2 separate regions of the Homo sapiens genome follow, and region 1 is linked to region 2. Evidence: chromatin loops called from intact Hi-C (ENCODE). Cell type or tissue: K562. All regions are shown on one strand. Each heading gives the region's core, and the rest is flanking DNA. Links, peaks and the distances in the headings are about the cores only. Region 1 has its middle 7.8 kb from the start of IGSF21. Region 2 has its middle 80 kb from the start of LINC01654.

Region 1 (5,378 bases), core at 319-5,318, 110 kb after region 2:
CCTTCCTTTCCTCCTTGTTTCCTTCCTTCCTCCCTTCCTTTCTTCCTTCCTCCCTCCTTCTCTCCCTCTTTCTTTCCTTCCTTTCTTCCTTCCTTCTTCCCTCCCTCCCTCCTTTCTTTCTTTCTTTCTTTCTTTCCTTTCTTTCTCTCTCTCTCTTTCTTTCTCTCTTTCTTTCTTCCCTTCCTTCCTTCTTTCCTTCTTTCCCTTTCTCTCTTCCTCCCCAGTCCCTATCTCCCTCCTTTCTCCCTCCCTTTCTCTCTCCCTCCCTTTCTCCCTCCCTCCCTCCCTCTCTCTCTCTCTCTTTCTCTCTTTCTTTCTTTCTTTCTTTCTTTCTTTCTTTCTTTCTTTCTTTCTTTCTTTCTTTCTTTCTTCTTTCCTCTCTCCCTCTTTCCCTTCTCCTTTCTTCTTCCCTGATATATTTTGGATATTTGTCACTTCCAAATCTCTTGTTGGAATTGATCTTCAGTGTTGGAAGTGGGGCCTAATAGGAGGTGTTTGGTGCCCTCCCTGAAGTAGTGAGTGAGGTCTACCTCTTGAGGTTACTGTGAGATCTGATTGTTAAGAAGAGCCTGACACCTCCTCCTCTTTCTCTTGCTCCCTCTCTTGCCATGTGGCACTCCTGCTCCCCCTCTACCTTCCACCAGGAGTAAGAGCTTCCTGAAGCCTCACCAGAAGCTGAGCATATGCTGGTGCCATGCTTGTACAGCCCCCAAAACCATGAGCCAAATAAACCTCTTTCTTTATCAATTACCAGTCTCAGGTATTCCTTTATAGAAACACAAAATGGACTAATACACCCACCCTGTACTTTGCCCATCTGACCACTATAGTCTTAATCCCCTGGTGCAAGCACAGAGGCTGAAAAGGCCAAGAGAAGGCATCCAATGTAGGCTTCCTGAACTATGACAAAGAAAGCTGAGCTCTGGAGCAGGAGCAGAAATTAGCCAGCTTAAAGGATGTGTGTGGGGTGCATGGGACAGGGTAGGGGAGATGGGAGAGGGAGGGGAGCTTGGATGGCTATCTCAGCAGAGGGGGCAGCATGTAGAAAGGTCTGCAATCAAGAGAGAGAGCTTCGTGAACTCTGAGAACTGAACATGTGAACAAAGCTGCAGAAGTGAACCCAGGATAGAGCTGAAGACCCTTGTAAACCATTCCAGGAATGCTGGCTTTAGTGTACAGGCCCTGAGGAGCCAGTGAAGGATTTTAAGGGGGCTAACCTGATCAGCTTGTAACCCTGGGTATACCCAGGTAACCTGGATGTGGATAGTTGAGGGTGGTGCTTTGTACAGAAAATGAGGTCCAAGGAATTGAGCAGATGTCAGTTCTGGGGAGGCTCAACTGTCCTTCCTTTATGTGGAGGCCTGAGTGAGGTGAGGTCTGGGGACACAGCAGGAGGGAAGGAGCCTGAGAGAGGCATCTGGGAAGCAGAAAGTAAGTGGATCAGGCAGTGGGTACAGCTCTGCTGGCAACGAGATCTGGTGAGCAGAGACAGGCTGTCTGCCCTGAGATGTTGGCACTCAGGTGGTCTTGATTCTGTACCAACACTTGCCAACTGTGTGCTCCTCAGGGCACAAACCATGTCCTTTTGCTTCTGTGTCCCTTGTACCCAGCTCAGTGCCTGGTCCAGAGAAGCCCAATAAACATGTGTGTTATTCGAACCCTCAGCAGTAGCAGTGATCCACTAGAACCACTTGTTTAGGGACCCTGGTGTAATGCTGTTAGGGATTGGGCTGAGCCTATGCCTCTCAGCTGCCATGCCCCCAGTGCCTAGGCACCTTCCTTTGAAGTCATTAAAAGCATGAACAATGCCTCTATGTTCCCAGTGCTAGCAGTCCATTAGCACTCTTTTCAGGAAAAGATAGCTTTGAAAGGTAAGTGATTTTCCCTATGTGCCTCCCAATAGCCTTTCATTCCAGGGAAACATTCCAGTCTGATTCATCAATTGCCTCCTTGTAGGATCATCCTCTTGCCAGGGTCAATGGAGAGCAGGACAGGAGGCTGAGCATGGGTGGAAGTCAACACAAGGAAGTCAGGGAGGGGAGATAGTGTTAGGTGACCGGCAGGGGTATGGGATTGCTTCGTCTTCAATCAGTAGTACAGAGAGAAAGGAGGAAGAAAAAGAGCACCTTGGTGGAGATGTCAGGGCTCCAAGGATGACGAAGCATCTTCTGGGGCTGAGAAGGAACTGGTCGGTACAGAAGGATCTAATGTCGAGAGTCACCAAATCTCAAACTGGCATGTGCATCTCACTCATTTGTTCAATGCAGTTTTCATTGTTCCTGCACTGTCCTTCATCAGCCCTGTGTGGTTTACAATAATCCTGCTTAACCTCACAGCCTCCTCCCCCTACACCACCTAGTTCCAGCCTTCCTGGACCACCTGCTCTCTCCTGGAAGGCAATCTCTGCTGCATGCTTTTGTAAGGCATTGCACATGCAGCTCTGCCCCCAAAGCTTTTCTTTCCCTGGCTAACTTGGGCATCCTTCAGAGCTTTAGGTCTCACCTCCTCCAGAAAGCCAGTCTCCCAAGTCCTAGCTCAGTGCCAGGTGCAGAGTAATCGCTTCCATAGTGGCACAGGAAGGAAGAGATGAAGAGAAGGAAAGCGGAGGTGGATTTGTGCCCAGACAAGCCATAGGTTTTCAGGGGCCTCGGAAAGCCAGCCCAGCCTTTGCCTCTTACAAATGAAAACTGTGAAGCCCAGAGAAATGAAATCACTTCCCTATCTTATAAATCAAATGGGGATTTTCTACAATGTTTCAGGGCCTAGAAACTCAAGAGGGAAAATAGGCTGAGGAAATTGTCAGGCTTCGCCGGATGGCGTTTGTAATTAATCAGAGGCCTTTTGTAACAAATACCTCTTCATTCCCAACTGAGTGACGAGCCTGGTTAGCCGGACCTTCCTTCTTTGCTCCGGGTTCCTCCAGAACCACGTGACCCAGGCCAGAGAGGGGAGGTGTGGAAGATAATAAGGAACAAAGTGAAATGGGCCCAGACTTCCCAAAGCATGGACTATTACCTGGGGAGGCAAGACACATGCGTGAACCGACCGAAGAGAGCATTGCTGCGTTATGCAGGAGGGACAAAATGCCCCTCCAAGAGTGCAGGGAGCCGACAGTCTTGCTTTGGGTCTCATCTATAGTATTATGGACCCATCCTACAATTGTGGCTAATTAAGGAGCTTAAGGATTTGTGTTTTGTAATAGCCTGCCTCACTGCAAATATAATAAAGCCTAAAGAACTCGTAAAACAGGAAGCTGATTCGGTTTTACGGAATATAGATAGGCCCTTGAACTTGAAAGGTTGTAAAAACGGAACAAATCATGTATTCGATGGCGCCACCTGTTGTCAATGTGTGATATTGCAGCTTGTCCAGGAAAGGAGGAAAGAGGCCGCTCCAAGGGTGACCTCAGAAGATCCCAGCCCCGTCTTGACAATCGTGGAGACAAGAGTCCAGAGCCAGGAATGGACTGACTAATGCTGGAAAATGCCACAGAGGAAAAACAAATCACAGGTTCTGTTCCCATTGGCTTTTTTCTTTGATTTGGAGTCATGGCCAACATCTGAGTCCCTTGAGATCTTGACCCTGGGAGTCTTTATCCACCTCTCTCCACTTAAGAATGCAGGAAGCTAAGGACAAAAAGAAGGAGCCACAGTGTGGGATAATTACAGCATCGTATGGCTGCCTTGGCTTTCAGTAAGAGTTGTTACAGCTAATGTTTATTGGGTGCTTATGTCATTTGAAGCATTGTCTTAATAAATCAACACAGCTTGATGAGGTTGGTACTCTTAGACCCAGTCCCATTTTACAGATGAGGAAATGGAAACACAGGAACGTTAAATAATTTGCACAAGTTCTTACAGAAGTTCCTCCTTTCTTTCCTTCCTTCCTCCCTCCCTCCCTCCTTCTTCTCCCTCCCCTCCCTCCCCTCCCTTCCTCTTTCCTCCCTTCCTTCCTTCCTTTCTTCCTTCCCTTCTTCGCAACTCCCTCCCTACCTACCCCCTTCCCTCTTTCCTTCCTTCCTTTCTTCCTTTCTTCCTTCCTTCCTCCCTTCCAACCGTCATTTTTTTTTTGAGTGCTGAAGCTGGGATTTGAGCCTAGGCAGGCCAACTCTGGAGCCCATGCATTAAGCCGGTACACTTGACTACATCTGTTGGCACGTTCTAACTATGACTAATATCTGTTGGTCCATGTGTCTCACACTTAGCAAGTGCAGCGATACAGGAAAAAGTAAAAATCTTGCTGATGCTTTCTAACCTCGGTTCATCTATCCATGCCTCCATCCATGCCCTTATCCACCCAACAATCCTTTCTCTAATCCTTCTGTCAACCCACCCACCCACCTACCATTACTCATCTGCCCACTCACCCATCCATCCATCCATTCATCCAATGATTCCCATATCCATCCATACAATCATTCTCACATCCATCCACCCATCCATTCATCCACCCACCCAGTAATTCTCATAACCAACTTCCTTCCTTGCATTTATCCAACAGTCACTTTCTTAAGCACCTACCACCTGCCAGACACAGTCAATAAAGAGATGAATCAGCTGTGTTCCCTACCCTTATGTTGGTCACATTCCCACAGATCCATAAAACAATGTTATAGGTGCTGGCCTGTGATCGGAAAGGTGAGTTACGCCTGACTCTGAGGGAGGCGAAAGAAAGGCTTCCCAACAGATGTGACTATCAACCTTGGCCTTAATGTATGAATGGGAATTGTTGGTTGGAGAAGGGGAGATGGCTATCAGACAGGAAGAACAGCACCAGCAAAGGCAGAGACGCAACAAAACCCCTAGTGTTGGAGGGACATAGAATGATCCAGAGCATGAGGTGAGTGAGAGCAGGGGAAGGAGGGACAAAACCAGAGGGGGCTTAGGATGCAGCCAAAGGGGCATACTAAAGAGCTTGGACCTTCAACAATAGGGAGTGCTGTGAAAACAGAGAGCAGAGGAGTTGAGGTACAGACATGGTGAGAACCGTGCAGGAGAAAGGTCTCTCCAACGGCAGCAGGGTGGATGAACTGGGGAGGCTGGGTCTGGAAGCAGGGACTAGTTAGAAGAGATCATCTGGGTTCAAATGCCAGCTTCACCTCTTATTGACTCTATGCCCTTAGGCCAGGGCTTGCATTTCTAAGTGTCTCATTATTCTTGTTTATTCCATGGTCTAAACACAGAAATGACCTACAAGATTCTGGAAAGAATTCAATGAATAGTACAAGCAAAGTATAGCACTTGGCACATAGTAAGCTCTCAATAAATGGCATCAATTGGCAGTAGTTGTTGTTATTATTATTACTATTTCTACTGCTATGATATCGAGGAAGAGATCAGGAGGCTTGTTCAGGGCCAGAGCGGCATTTTCCACCCTGT
Region 2 (5,378 bases), core at 231-5,230:
TCCTCTTGGCTAACTAAAAAACGTAAACTCTTGTAAAAATGATTCGACTCATAGACTAAGTCCCCAAATGAAAAGAAGGTGTAACACATGAAGTTATGTTAGCAGGCATCAAAAAACCCTCAGCTTTTATTTTTCCTTTTCTTGTTTTCCCTCTGACATTTCTTGACCACCCTTGGCACAGAGGAGTTGGCAGAGGCAGGGAGGAGACAGTGAAGAATGGGCGAAGGGCTGGGAGAGGGGAGACAGTGAGTGGTTCATGGTTGATCAGTGTAAGGCAGATGGCTGCTTCCGTTCCCCACAGTCTAGGTTCTGCATGTTTATTCATTGGCTTCAATAGGAAAGTTTGTCTCTGGTTCTCCAGATGTGTGCTCTGTATAGACTGCCACACATCTGGATGAAAAAGTGCTAGGGAAAATGAACTGTTTTGTCCCTCCATGCTGCCAGGAGTGTTCAGAGAGCCAGATGTCCAGTGGCCAATGGTCACATCTGGAAGGCAAGCTGAATCTTTTCAACCAGATGCATCAGATGTTGGGGTGACCCGGGGACACTCAAGGACCCTGGTCATGAGGAATAGCAGAGGAATAGTCCATCGGATTCTCCATGGCCTCCCCAATCCAAGGGTAGCTGTTGTCTCCGCCCCTTTCTAGTGTAGACTTTGAGTGAGATGCCCTCTATCTACTTTCCACTGCCCCGACCCCCAGCCCCTGGGAGCTGAGGGCTTTGTCTTGACTTTTCTGTTCATGAAGTCACTGGCAGAGGTATCCCTTGAGCAGTCAAAGGGACAAAACCAAGGCCTGCGGTGGCAGAAGGAAGAGGGCAGATCTTGCCAGATTATCCCAGGTTGTTTAGGGAGGTGCTGGCCCTTCAGCCATCTCATACATTTGTCAATCTTCAAAAGAACCTTGGGAGGGAGAAAAGTGGCAATGACTTTCTGCATATAAAATGGGGAAACTGAGGCTTGGAAAGGTTAGGAGATTGTATTGGGCCACCCAGTAATAGTGGGCAGTGCTAGAATGGGCACTATGGTTTGTTGAACAGTAGTTTATTTCCAATATGCCAGGCTGATGACCTGGCCAAGATGGCGTGACTTTGCCTCCCAGAGACCTTGACCTGCCCCTCTTTCCTGCTGCATCAGAGGAAGTGGAGAGAGGTGGAGGAAATCCCCACCACCCAACCAGGGTGGGTGGGAGAGTGTCAGGGTCAGGCTCGGTTTTTCACAGCAGCCTCAGAATCATCCTTGTTCACAAGGCGTCTTAGCATCTCAGAACGTCAGGGCTGGAAGGGACCCTGCTCCTTCAGTTCTGCTTCCATCCATGTTCCAATTGGAGACTCCAAGGCCAGAGACAGGAAGCAGCCAGTTGAGGAGAAGCAGGTGTTTAATGGAAGAGCCATCATGATTACCCAAGCCCTCTGACCCCTGTGATCAGTATTCCTGACTGCACTGGGCACAGCCTCCCTGGGTAAGGCCAGACCCCCACTAGCTCACTCTGTGGCTATGGGCAGGTCCCACTTCCTCTGATGTGTCATTTCCCCACATGGATGAATGAGGGTGCAAGTCCTGGCCCCATCCAACTCAAAGGGCAGCTGGGAGTTTGATTGATAGGTATAAACATAAGGGCAAAGACAGCTGACACCTCAGTTCCTACTGTGTGCTGCATCTGGGCTGGGCACTTGAAATATGAGGTCTTGATGACTCTGCAATCATATTCTCTGCCTGCCACACACTATGGACTCCCTCTCCTCTTCTGACCCTTCCTCCAATTACTTCATCTGGCTGACACCCAGTCATTACTGAGGTCTCATTAGATGTCACCTCCTCCAGGAAGCCCTCTCTAACGACCGATGTTCTGTCTTTGTGTTCCTGTGAGAGCTGTGCACCCTGGCATAGCATTGATCGCAGACTATAATCATTGGCTTTTTAAATGTCTGTATTCTCCAGAAGACAGTGGGCTCTCAGGGGGTAGGCAGGGTCTGGGTCTTTTGGGTTCACTGTGGTATCTCAATGCTCATCAAAGTGTCTGGTACATAATATGCATGCAATATATACCTGACAAGTTTGACTAGTGAGGAATCTGGGATAGTAGATATGAAAACACTGCAAATTACAAGGAGTTCTTCAAAAGGAAGGATAGAGTGATATGTGATGTTGCAATTCCACAATCTACCTACAGAGGGCGACGCCGAACCCAAGGGAATGCTCCAGTGACGGTGGCCTTTCAGCAGAGTTGGGTGCTGTGACATTTAAGGGAAAGGGAGGTCTATGACCCTTGCATCACACCACACAGTGATGATGCAGAGTCTGCTCCAATGATTCCCAAGACCCATACGGGTTAATTCCGGCAAAGGAACGATTCCTTGGGTTTTAGCTCCTGGCCTGGGAGTCACGCCCAGCTTGTGGTCATGGGATGATTAATCATAGCTAGACCCTATTCGTTATGTTGACTGCATGTTCTTTCTCTCTCCCTTCCCGTCCCCCCAATTAGATTTAATTAGATATTGATAATAGATGCTGGTGGAATGAGTCTCTGTGGTCTCAGGCTGGACCTGTGGCAGAGAAAGGGAACAGCCAGCCCCTGGGGACGGGACCTGTGGAGTCCAGGCCTTGGGAACTGAGTACCACTTCCAGTTCCTTTGTCTTTATGACCCTCTCCCTATGAAAAAGGAAATGCTTCCAAGGCTCCTCCAGTCAGTTTCTGTTCTCACCCCTTCCCTCTCTCTTTTCCTTTGGGATCCACAGCCCTGGCCATGCCTGTTGGAGCTGGCCCCTCCTCTCCAGCCTGCAGTTTTATTTCCCTAAGCCTCAGGTGTTTGGATGTGGGTCTTGCCTGGAGGGAGCAGGGGCATTGAGATTACCGATCAGCAGACATGCTTCCCTTCTCCTCCCACCGTGATGCCTATCACTCCTTTCCACTGATGGGGAGCTTAGCCATGTGGCTTGCTCTGGAAAATGGAAAGTCAGTGAACATAACCCAAGCAGAGGCCTTAAATAGGCATGTGTCGGTTGGCTTGATTTCTTGTGCTCTTGTGACCTAACAGGAGAAGAAGATACCCAGGGTGACCACTGTTTCACCAGACTAGGCTCAAGAATTAACACACAGGGATCAGACTTGAACCCAATCTACAGCCTATAGTGGAGCAGCCCAGCCAGGTCCAGCCTAGATCAGCCAAGCCACAGCCAGCCTGCAGCCCCATGAGCATGAGAATAAATGCTCACGGTTGTAAGCCACCAAGATTTTGTGCTATTTGTTTGCATCATTATTGCTGTAAAGGTCTGGCTGGCACAGAGGGTTGGGTGGGAACTCAAATAATGATACAACAGAACTGATTATTCCAGATTACAAGGCAGGAGACCTGGGCTGTAGTCCAAAAACTGCTAACTTCCTCTATACCTCCAGAGGAGAGGAAAGAAGCTACCATCTGTGGATCATCTGCTGGGGGCCCAGCACTGGGCTAAACGCCGTCCACACATCATGCTATTGTATCACTACCATGTCTATCTTATTTTGGAATCTACTCTGTGCCAGGCATTGTGTTAAATGCTTATGATGCTAATTAGGGTTATGCTAACAATGATACTGAAATGAATAATAACTTAAAAAACAGCCATTGTTGAATACATAGGATGGGTCAGGCCTGCATCTAGTTATTTAAATGTATTGTTTCAATTTACCCTCAGCACGACCAACCTGGTAGACTGTAAACTCCATGAAGCAGACATCACATCTGTTTAGTTCACTGCCGTGGCCCCAGGGCCTAGTACGTGCCTGGCACATCAATGCTCAATAAATTGTTGTTGAGATGGAAGTCCTACGAGGTGGATGCTAGTGTTACATCCGCCACTGTCCGTCCCCTGCTCTCTTTCTGCGGCTGATGAAACGGAGGCAGATGGGCTGGCCTAAGCAATGGTTCTAACATCTCAACTGGGGGCAATTTGGTCTCCTCAGAGGACATTTGGCAATGTTTAGAGGCATTTTTGGTTGTCACGACTTGGGGAGGGGGTGCTACTGGCATCCAGTGGGTAGTGTTCAGGAAAGCAGCTGTACATCCCACAAGGAAATCCCTCCACAAAGAATGATCTGGCCCAAAATGAAAACAGTGCTGTGGTCGGGAAACTCTGGCCTGACTATCAGGGGAGCCTGGCTACCATGGCCTGGCAGGAAATTAAAGTCAGATTTGTTTTGTTCCAAAGCACCTGTGTTGGTTTTCTGTGGCTGCTGTAACAAACTACCACAGACTGGGTGGTGATAGCAGCAGAAGCGTGTTTGCTCACAATTCTGGAGGTTGGAAACCTGAAATCACGGTGTGGGCTGGGCTGTGCTCCGCTGAAGACTCCAGTGGACATCCTGTGCCTGGGGTCTTCCGCTTCCCGGTGGTTGCTGGTGTTTCCTGGCGTGAGGCTGTGAATTAGTCTGTTCTTAGGCTGCTGATAAAGACATATCTGAGACTGGGTCATTTATAAAGAAAAAGAGATTTAATGGACTCACAGTTCCACGTGGCTGGGGAGAGCTCACAATCATGGCAGAAGGCGAAAGGCACATCTTACACGGCAGCAGGCAAGAGAGAGAATGAGAGCCAAGAGAAAAGGATTTCCCTTTATAAAACCATCAGATCTCATGAGACTGACTCACTATGATGAGAAAAGTATGGTGGAAACCGCCCCCATGATTCAATTATCTTCCACTGGGTCCCTCCTACAACACCTGGGAATTATGAGAGCTAAAGTTCAAGATGAGATTTGGGTGAGGACACAGCCAAACCATATCAGGCTGCATTACTCAAATCTCTGCCTTCATCTTCATGTCACCTTCTCCTCTTGTGTCCATCTCCAATCTCTCTCTGTCTTCTCTTATAAGACCCCTTGTCATTGGATTTAGGGCCTACCTGGAGACTCCAGAATTATCTCCTCATCTCAAGATCTCTTAACTTGAATCTCATCTGCAAGACCCTTTTTTCAAATAAGGTCATATCCACAGGTTTCTGGGATTTGACATGGATATCTTTTGGGGGAGGGACATTTTTGGGCCTTCCCCCTGCACCCCTTCTTGAATGCAGACCTATCTTGCCCTCCCAGATGTACTATGTGAATCCTCAAAAGAACCCTCTGAAGAGTTCATCTTACCTTGTTTCACCCATGAGGCACTGAGGATCAGAGAGGCTGTGTGATTCTCCTAGGAGAATCAGCGCTGGGGTCAAGATTTGCTCTCCGGCTCTGAAACTCTTGCTCACATCCTTCAACTTTCTCCTCAAACCTCACTGGGCTCAGAGATGCCCACACTTTCTGTGGAGCACCTGGAGATGCCCCTTGAACCAGCCTGCAACTGGCAGTCAGTGGGGCACCCCTCTGGATGCAGGAGGAAGGACACAGGAGTCACGCGCAG

What was found. Peaks named below come from ENCODE experiments on the same cell type or tissue, not always from the same donor. Only the 100,000 strongest peaks of a DNase experiment are listed, where the experiment ranks them.
Region 1: it touches region 2 in a loop (2.6-fold over the local background); 14 of 110 quality-filtered maps call a loop at or near these places.

What each region holds. Positions count from the first base shown.
Region 1 is chr1:18,097,332-18,102,709 of GRCh38, forward strand. No RefSeq gene overlaps it. Among named protein-coding and RNA genes, the nearest start is that of IGSF21, 7.8 kb to the right of the region's middle. RefSeq lists an enhancer at 1,593-2,115. In K562, for the core only: a CTCF peak has its summit at 3,347 (motif pointing left); a DNase peak (open chromatin) is centred at 3,390.
Region 2 is chr1:17,982,525-17,987,902 of GRCh38, forward strand. No RefSeq gene overlaps it. Among named protein-coding and RNA genes, the nearest start is that of LINC01654, 80 kb to the right of the region's middle. In K562, for the core only: a CTCF peak has its summit at 2,162 (motif pointing right); a DNase peak (open chromatin) is centred at 2,197.